Regions from separate parts of the Homo sapiens genome. Here region 1 is linked to region 2. The links are chromatin contacts, found by Hi-C in ENCODE. All regions are on one chromosome and are shown on one strand. Each heading gives the region's core, a stretch centred on a gene start or an enhancer-like site at or near the end of the contact. The rest is flanking DNA. Distances are from core to core; before and after follow the strand shown. Region 1 holds the start of SEMA4F (ssemaphorin 4F). Region 2 holds the start of EGR4 (early growth response 4).

Region 1 (5,206 bases), core at 2,405-4,904, 1.4 Mb after region 2:
TTCCCCAACAGTCTTGCTGAACTATACTCCAGTATGGAGTATAGTATGTGGAAGAGGAGTGTCAAAGATGAAGCAGGAGAGATAGGCAAAGGGCCAGAACATATACGATCTGTGGACTATATTAAAGATTTCGGATCTTATCTCATAGCAAAGGCGGGGTGGGCTGGAATGGGGAGATAAACTGAAGTGTTTAAGCAGAAGAGTGACATGATCTGATTTGTGTACTGGAGAGAACATTCTCCCTGCCTCCCTGCCTTAAAAGGAATGGATTGGGGGCTGAAATTGGGGTGGTGGCAGCAGGGCATAGGGACAAGACAAGAGTAGGAAGGAGCCCAGGCAAGAGAAGATAGTTGTTTGAATTAGGGTATTGGCAGAGGGGATGCGGAGATGTGGGAGGAAGTATTTAGGAGTTAAAATTAACAGGCCTTTATGATTGATTTGATTAAGAGGAATCCAAAATGACAGGGCCTAGAACATAGTAGGCATTCAATGAATACTTATTGAATAAACAAATGCAAAGTCTCTGGCTTAGACAGCTGGAAAGACAGTAGTGCTATGGGGAACATTGGTTTTAGCATCCACACAATTACCAGGATGCTATGAGGGTGGGGACGATAGTTCAGTTTTGGACATATTGAAATCAAGGTGCCTGTGGTTACACTGTGTGGAAATGTCCACTAGGCACTTGGATGTGTGTGTCAGAAGCTGAAGAGAAAGATATGGCCTAGAAATGTAGATTTAGAAAATCATTATTAACTAAATTAGTATGAATGAGACTACATAGAACAGTGATTTTTTTTTTCAAAGTGGGGATCTCAACTCATTAATGAATAGTAAAATCAATTTAGTGGGCTGCAACCAGCATTTAAAAAAATGGAATAGAATAAAATGCAACATGATAGGGAAAAAAATGAGAATTTAGCTCCTGAAGTAAAGATAAATATAATGTAAGTATGACTTTGTTAAAAATTTAACTCACTAATATGTACATTGGGTACATGAATGCATGTACTTAAGTGCAATTAGGTTGCACAATAAGAACCTCTTATTGTATGTTTTGTGAAAAAAATTGAAAAAATATTAAAAAAATCAAAAGACAACCAATAAGTCATGTTCAGAGAAGGGACTAAGGCCTAGACTAGACTGCTGAGAAGCAGCTTAGGAAAGGCATATAGTGGGCTAGAGGAAGAAACTCAGACGGGGGGCAGGGGTTCCATTGTGTTGAGGTTGGTTTTAGAAAGAAGATTTCAGAGAGAAGATTAGAAGTACTGATCCCAAATGCCTGATTTTCCCTCTAGGCTAAGCAATTTGAATTCAAGGACAATGGCTTTTTTTTTTTGGCAGGCTAGAGTGCAATGGTGTGATCGTAGCTCCCTGCAGCCTTGAACTCCTGGGCTCAAGTGATCCTCCTGCTTCAGTCTCCCAAGTAGCTGAGACTACAGGTGTGTGCCACCAGGCCTTGCTATTATTATTATTTTGCAGAGACAGGGTCTTGCTATGTTGACGTGGCTGGTCTCGAACTCGTCTTCAAGTGATCCTCCTGCCTCAGCCTCCCAAAGTGCTAGGATTACAGGCATGAGCCACCATGCCCAGCCAACGGACCATGTCTTAATCTTATCTCTAGTACTTAGTAAAATGCCTGGCACATATTAGGCCCTTAATAACTGTTGAAAGAACAAACTAGAACTAGTACTTGCACTTTAGAAAGATTATCCTGATGGCAGTCTGGAAGGGGAGGGACTGGAGGCTAGGTTTTTGTTTTTTAAATGAAATTATCACACAGTCCAGGTGAATGATGATGATGTCCTGAACTATGATGATAATGGAAAGAAAAGGATGGATTTAAGTTACTTTTTAGTCAGATTTATAAGGACATAGTGATTTCTTACATATGGGCATGGTAGCTAGTCTCCAAGAAAGGAGGCTGAAATCCTTGTATTCCCAGTGAAATCCCTGTACCACCTGGTGAAGTCCCCTTCCACAGTGCATCAGGGCTGCCCTGTGTGACAAGTAGAATATGGCCGAGAGATTGTGTGTTACTTCTGAGGCTAGGTCACAAATATATCATTTGCTCTTTTGCCTTGTTCTTTTGGATCACTTGCTCTGAGGAAGTCACCCCATTTTGTGAAGACATTCAAGCAGCCCCATGGAGAAATTCATGTGGAGAACAACCTTCACTTACTGCCAACAGCCACTACCAATTTGGCAGGCATGGAAGTCCGCCATCTTGGAAGTGGATCCTCCAGCCCCAGGCAAGCCTTCAGTGGACTGCTGCCCCGTTTGATATCTGGACTGTAATCTTGTGAGAGACTGGAAGCCAGACCACCTAGCTAAACTACTCCTAAATTTCTGACGCAGAGAGATTGTGAGAGATAATAAAAGTTTATTCCAAATGTCTGATTTTCCCTCCAGGCTAAGCAATTCGAATTCAGGGACCATGTCTTTTGTTTGTTTGTTTTAAGCCACCAAATTCTGAGGTTAATTTGTTACATTTGTTTTGCAGCCTAAATAACTAATACAATGGGGGTGAAAGAGGAGAAAGCAAAGACTACCTACTAAGTGCAGACTAAGTGCTTGAAGAAGGAGCTAGGGGCCGGGCGCGGTGGCTCACGCCTGTAATCCCAGCACTTTGGGAGGCCGAGACGGGCGGATCACGAGGTCAGGAGATCGAGACCATCCTGGCTGACACGGTGAAACCCCGTCTCTACTAAAAATACAAAAATTAGCCGGGCATGGTGGCGCGCGCCTGTAGTCCCAGCTACTTGGGAGGCTGAGGCAGGAGAATGGCGTGAACCCGGGAGGCGGAGCTTGCAGTGAGTCGAGATCGCGCCACTGCGCTCCAGCCTGGGCGACAGAGCGAAACTCCGTCTCAAAAAAAAAAAAAAAAAAAAAAAAAGAAGGAGCTAGGGTTGGGATGGAGGAGATAGTGAGTTATCCTCAGGACCTATGCTTGCCTTGTTTATAGGATATCCAAGTGGATATGCCCATAGGCAGTCTTTGTTCCTCGCCCTCAAAGGCCTACCAACCCTAGAAGAATCAGTTCAAATGTCACCTCTTCTGTGAGGCCTTCCTGATTTCCTCTGGCAAAACCTGGCCCTTCTGCACACTTATTGCACGTTATTATAGCAAACGTGCATTGCTTCGTATTGCAATTATCTATTTGCAGTTATTTGCTTACATTTGGAAGCCCCATTACAGTGTGAACTCCCTAGGGCAAGGGCCGTGATTTTTAGTATTTTCTGTATAATCGTGTGTGTGTGTGTGTGTGTGTGTGTGCGTGTGTGTGTGCGCGCGCGCGTTACACTGTGCCTGCCCAGCACATAGGCAGCCGTCCTTAAATGCTTGCAAAGTATTAATTTTGAGAAACTTGGTGCGTGTATCCACGTCCTCTTATTAGTAAGTTTTCCTTATTAGTACAGCTATGGGCGTTTGAGTTTTTGGAGTGGCCGGAGCAAACTCGCCACTCGAGGTCCCTGAGTGGCAGCCCCAGCGCACTTCCGAGGCAGAACTCCCACCTTCACCTGGGTCTAGCTCCGCCTCTGCCTGGGTTAGGCCTCTCCTCCCCTCAGCCCCGCCTTCACTCAATCCCGATTGGCTGGAGGAAGAAGGAGGCCCGACCATTGGCCCCTTTCTGAGGGGGCGGAGCCGGGCGGTGTTTCATCCCTCAGCCTCAGGCTGAGCCGGACCGAGCCGAGAGGACCCGAGTGGGGCCGAGGCCAGTAGCCCCGGGGCCCTGAGCAGAGGCCGTAGCTTGCGCCGCACCCGCGGCCAGGCGGAGCCAAAGATGCCGGCCTCTGCTGCGCGGCCCCGCCCGGGTCCCGGGCAGCCTACAGCCTCGCCCTTCCCGCTACTGCTGCTGGCGGTGCTGAGCGGCCCGGTATCCGGCCGCGTCCCCCGCTCGGTGCCCAGAACCTCGCTTCCAATCTCTGGTAAGGCGCGGACGCCCACGCCCTCAGCCCTTCGCGCCCACACCCACACCCACACCCACCTGCTCCTCAGACCGCTCGGCCGGACCCGGGCCTCTCAGCCTGGTGTATGGCGTTTCACGCCGCCCACGCCCCGCCGGGACCGGGGCGAGATCTTCGCACTTCACCGCATCCTCTCTGCATCCCTCCCGCGCCCCTCAGCCCCTCATCCCCAGCCCGGGCCTCGCGCCTCGGCTCCCACGACACGCCCAGGCTGCACCAGCGGGCCCTATTCCCGGAGCCGCAGGAGCGTCCAGTCCTCACCGTGCAGACTCGGACACTGAGGCCCAGAGCTCGGGTGGGGGCTGCCCGAGGTCGTTCATTTCGAAGTTCCGTCTCCCTTAGTCCCCTGTTTCCCCGCACATACACCTGGGTCCATCATTCCAGCTTGACGCCCACTCTGCTTTCAGACCCATCAGTCTTTCATTCTACTCCAGCTTTCCATTCCGATCTCCAGGTCAGCATTTCCATCTTCTCCAATTCATTTCCCTATCAGTTCTATACATCATCCGAGCCTCTTGGCCCTTCTGACAGCCCTTCCCGCTCCCCTGACATCTCTGACAGCAGCTCCCATTCTCCCATTATTGGATCCACGTTAACTCTCTTAACTTCCTCAGTGTTCCTCGCTGCCTCTGCCCATTCCCTACATTGAATATTGGTAAACCATTCAATGTGTTGATGTAAAGTTCTGCTTAAATGATTTTTCAAGTCTTCAGAAGGAAAAATAGAGGAGGGGGATATGATCCTTTGAAAAGATGTGGAAGAAGCTAGGAGACGTCACAAGGTTAAAAGTGATCATTGGGGCGATTCACATTTTAGACTCTGCTGAGGTGGGTATGAGCATGGCCGTGGACCTTGTTGTCTTCTCAGTGGGCATTGAGTGTTATTAGCACCTTGGGCAGACAGAACCAGTGAAGCCAAGAGTACAACCTGTTGGCAACAACTCTGGACTGGTTAATAGTAGTTTAGAGTTTAAATTCAGACTAGTGCCATATAGGGATGCTGTGATTCCAGAAGGCGAAGTTGTGGCCAGAGCCTGGGGTTTCAGTTTGCACCCAAGCAATAGCCACAAAGTAAGTTGAGATTGCCAGGCTGGGTTGATGTCCAGGCATCCAGAGATGTCTAGATGGCAAGCAAGGTGAAGCAGAGTTGAGGATGTGAGGGGAAGTTAGGTGATCCAGGGCTTATACTAAGCATGAGAGAGTGGGCACAGAGGTAAGTATGGGTGTGGGAGGAAGGAG
Region 2 (4,788 bases), core at 1,177-3,676:
CCTGTCTCTGGGGGTTATAGAGGAAGGCGTGGGGCGTGTGCCAGTTACAAAAGACTGTCTTGAATCCCAGGGTAGTGCCTATTCACTGGGTGGTCTCAGAAGACTTCCCCCAAAGCGCGGCTGACAAGGGTGACAGCGCCTGGACCGCGGGAACTGTCCGCGGAGCTGGTGCTGAATAGGGCGTGTGCGGCGGGCGCTTCAAGGAAACTGGAAGCGGGACCGGAGGCCGGCCCTCGGGCGTGCGAGGAGGAGTTGGAAGAAGAGCGGGGAGGGGAACGGCCCGGAACTCGTGCGCGCCGAACGGCGGCGCCCCAACCCATAAACCCATCTCTTGCTCAGAGAGAAGCGAAGGAGAGGCCCAGCGAGTAAAAGCCGAGGCCCTTGAGCCGCTCCTCGGCGCGCGCCTTCTGCTTGAGGTGCACCTTGCTGTGCCGTTTCTTCTCATCGCTGCGCGCGAAGCGGCGGCCGCACACGTCGCAAGCAAAAGGCTTCTCGCCGGTGTGGGTGCGCACGTGCGTGGTGAGGTGGTCGCTGCGGCTGAAGTTGCGGAGGCAGATGCGGCACTGGAAGGGTTTGTGGCCCGTGTGGATGCGCAGGTGGCGATTGAGCTCGTCGGAGCGCGCAAAGCTCCGCACACAACTCTCCACCGGGCAAGCGAAGGCCTTGGCGTGCGGCCGCGGGCAGAAGCAGCGCGTGCTGCATTTGCCGCCGCGGCGCCCCTTGCGTCGCGCCTTGGCCTGGGGGAAAGGGGTGGGCGGCGGCGGCGGCACGGGTGGTGCAGCCACGCCACTGCTTCCAGGGATGTCCGCCACCAGAGGTTTAGGGAAGTCCGCCGCGGCGGCGCTGCGAAGGCCCAGCGGGGAAAGCTGAGGCTGCGTACTGGCCAGAAACTCTCCGCCGTCGCCGCTACTCCCTCCCTCCCCACTAGGAGGGGTCAGGAGCCCAGGGAGGCCCTCAGCCCCCTCCCCTAAGTCACCCGGGGCCAGCGGGAAAGCGTCATAGGCCCCGCTGGGATAGAGTCTGTTGGCTGGGACGGCCGGCAGTTCCGCAGGGCAGCTGATGGACAGCAAGTCCTCAATCTTGGTCCCTATTACGGGAAAACGAGCCTCCGGGGCGGCCTGGTAGTCTCCCTGTGACCCACAGTTCCCTGGGGCCCCCACAGAAAGCAGCTCCCAGGGCGCGTAGGGACCCTTGAAGGCAGAGACAGCGTCCAGCGCTGGCGAGGCGGGAGGCGCCCGGAGGCCGGGCTTGACGTCGGGCGGGGAGAGCTGAGGCTCATACAGGCACTGCGAGGGGGCACCCGCGCAAGGCGAGGCCTCCCAGAACGCCTCTGGGAAAGGGGCAGCGCCCAGATCCGGGGAGTAAAGGTCCGGCGGACCCGGCAGCAAGGCATCGGACCCCGCAGGAAAAGGGGCATCCAGCGGGGATCTGGACGCTGCTGCCTCTGGACCGGGGAAGGGTGCCAGGCCTAAGATGCCCGACATGAGGTTGAAGAGTGCCTCCGGGTCGTGCGGGTGTTCGGGCACTGCCTGAATGAAGAAGCTACCGCTGTAGCTGAGGCCGGGAGGGGGTGTGGGCGCAGGCCCCTCCAGGAAGCAGGAGTCGGCTAAGTCCCCACTTGCGCCGCAGCTGTTCAAAGCCCAGCTCAAGAAGTCGCCTGCTGAGGAGGGAGCAGGAATCAGCTCTGGGCACATCAAAGGGTGCACCTGAGTCCACAGCCCCTACCTACAAAACTCTTGGTGCCCACGGATATACACAAAGTGCCTTTTGCACATTCTGATTCAGCAGGGGCCCGCATACGTCCCAAGGAGCACATAGAAACATGCACACGCAAAACACACGTGCACAGGCAAAAGGGCGCTCCGATAACCGCACAGGTTCCTGCGGAGGCGCTGGCGGCCCAGTGTGGGTGGGAATGGGGGTGCGCACCCCAGGACTCCTAAGCTTCCCATCGCCCCTATTCTCATAGCTCCAATGTCCCAGTCCCTCCTGGTTCTCAGGTATGGTGCGCCCCCGCGCTGCGCCGTCGTCGTCTGAGCACCCCTGCTCGCCCTCCTTACCTCCAGGGTAGCCGGTGGCCGCGGGAGCGTCCCTGGCAGGCAGCCGGGGCAATTCAGCGCTGGGTTCGGCGCAACAGCCTTCAGTGGACTTGACGAGGAGCGCGTCGGGTTCGGAAAACTCGCTAAGGTGGAGCATGGCGCGGCGCCGGCTGTGGGGCGCCCGGGGCCTCGCCCGCTGGGCTTGGGGGCGCGCGGGTGGCGGGGAGGCTGGCGGTAGGGGTTCCCCGCAGCGCACAGACCTAGGCGCCCGGGCTCCTGGCTTCGGGCACTCACCTCTGGGAAAGGAGTCGGGGAGCCGCGGCGCCCTCGCTCGCCCGCACCGGCCTCGGGCGGCGGCTCCTCGCCTCTCCAAAGCGCTGCCGGGCTCCCCCAGCCCACAGCCCCCCCACTTATATAGCTGCGGCGGCGCTGGCTCCGGGCTTCCGACTCCCCGGGCCACTGCCATTTTGGGAGGCCCCGGCCCTGCCGCCGTGACGTAAATGCCCAAACATGGACACAGGATGTGTGCCGGGGACTCCCGAAAAGGAAAGCTCGAGCTGTGACGTTGTTGTTGTCGCCGCCGCCGCCAGGCTCGCGCCGCTGCGTGCGCGCGCGCTCCCCAGGCGTGGAGCGCTGGGGCCGCGGATGCGCCAGTCTGGGGCGCTGCGCCTCACCGGGCCGACCGTCCGGTAGATGCGCTTCCCACCTGGAGGCAGAGGCCGAGGGGCAGCAGGGGAGGACCGTGTTGGGTTTGAATCTGCCCTCTGCCACTAACTAGCTTGACACTCAGTCCCCCTTAACGTCAGTTTCTCACCTGTGCATTTCCTGTGGAGAGAAACTGAGAGCACATAAATGTCCAGGCGCACTCAGTAAACCACAGAGATTATTGCCATTCATTTCTTTTGCTCACGCCTGTGTGTTTTTCCATTTTAAGTTTTTTTTTTTTAAATTTGTGCTAGGAAAAATAATTTAAATTAAAAAGGACTGTAATACTTGTTAACAGTAGGAGGAAAGTCAACTAGCACAACAGGGTATATTCTAAATTGAAAAGTAAAAGTCCCTCCTCTCCACCTACCTTCATTCCTAGCTCCTGAGGTAGCCACATTTAAGTTTCTTGGGTATTCTTTCAGAAGAATTTTATGTATATCCAACCATACACATTGTTCTGCAATATTATTATTATTATTATTTTTTCACTTGAAATAACTTAGAGATTGTGCCATGTCCTGACATAAAGATCTTGTCATTCTTTTTCAAGGCTGTATAGTACTCCATTGTAAGGGAGGACCTTGAGTTAGTCGATTTGTCCCCTATCCATGAGCATGTAGGCAGTTTCCAACTTTTTACTTATACCAATGTTGTTGGAGTCAACATCCTTGACTATATAAATGTGAATGTGTCTGTGAGATAAATTCCAACGAGTGTAATTGTGTGCCAAAGTATATGTAAAATTTTGATAGACAACTGGCAAATTGTCTTCCAGAAAAGTAGGGCCAATTCCTGCTCACTCCTCCCTCACCCACAGGGTATGAGATGCTTCTGCAGAACATTTTTTCTGCCTTCATACAAATGGCTTTCGCTCTAAGGATGTTGATCCCAGCAACACACAGGGAATCCGTGGGAAATATCTCCCTGGAATCAGTACTTGAAATAATTGGGCTTCTTTTGAGAAAAAAAAAAAAAATCCTAGCCTTAAGGAGGCTGTGAATCTTGGCTGCAGAAGCATCAGAGCCAACTCCAGCAAAGAAGCTTGCCTACTCTCCTAGTCTCATCTCTCTTCTGCTGTGGTTTTCCCTCTGTCTCATTCTCTCATTCTTTTTAAAATGTTTATTTTATTTTGTATTATAGCTCACTTAACTCCTTTCTGGAACCAAATTAAATAAATACATGGGGGGGAAGGATTAAATAAATACATGGAATAGCATGTTCTTCTTTATGAAGAGCATCAATTCCTGAGACTCTGTGTGCTGGAGGGTAAGGTGGGCAGGTTTAGGGCTCCTCCTTCCTTCTCTCCTTTTTTGAAATAGAAACAAAGCCCTTTGGGGGTGGTGGACTCAGCATCATGGGCAGTATAGCTCCCAGCCTCTCTTCCACCCCTGTACCCTCTTTTTCAAGAGAGAGAGAGAGAGCCCAAGAATGCCCAAACCCCACCACATTCTCAGTCCTTTCACCCTATGTCCATTATCCAAACATCCATTCAGTTTCTCAATGTTCATTCATTCAGTATTCATTTCTTAAGTGCCTATTACAGGCCAGAAGGTAGACTTTGGTTTTATGTCTGCTGGGACCCTGAGCCCCATCTCCAGCACTAGGTGCCCACTCCTCATCCCACAGTGACCTTATTAAGTGTTTTCACAGAATATGTCCCTTCACACAATCACCTGCAAAACATATGCTGACACACTTGTATGCATCTTCTCCTGAAGTCCACAAATCATATAAAGGTTCTCACAGGGTCATGCACTTGCAGTGTGTCTTACTAAATGGCTACACCTATGGTTCTGTGTTAGTAGCACATATATGAGCATGTAGGAAATGCAGAAACCCAGCAGATGTCTGTAAAGATTGGACACACCAAGCACGATTTTCCTTATACTCTATTTCAGATCCAGGGTTTGATTCTAATCCAAATGCATTGCCAAGGCCAGGTGAGCCCACACCAGACACACAGGGCACACATGTCTCAAATCCACTCTGGCATCCTACTGCCTGAGAGGGAGGAGGAGGGGAGGAGTTTGACTGGGCTGGT

Evidence for each region. Hi-C counts contacts between places; a loop is a spot of excess contacts on that map. Pooled maps may share reads with other maps.
Region 1: a loop to region 2 is called in a pooled map, with 7 times the contacts of the local background. The contact joins the promoter of SEMA4F here to the promoter of EGR4 in region 2. A Hi-C loop is called at or near these places in 5 of 50 pooled maps.

Annotation. Positions count from the first base shown.
Region 1 is chr2:74,650,593-74,655,798 of GRCh38, forward strand. SEMA4F (ssemaphorin 4F) reads left to right here and starts at 3,655. Exons shown (of 14, transcript NM_004263.5): 1 at 3,655-3,929. The coding sequence starts at 3,785. RefSeq lists a silencer at 3,502-3,931.
Region 2 is chr2:73,291,122-73,295,909 of GRCh38, forward strand. EGR4 (early growth response 4) reads right to left here and starts at 2,427. Exons shown (of 2, transcript NM_001965.4): 1 at 2,061-2,427; 2 at 1-1,660. The coding sequence starts at 2,196. The coding sequence ends at 336. RefSeq lists an enhancer at 18-713 and a silencer at 2,710-2,789.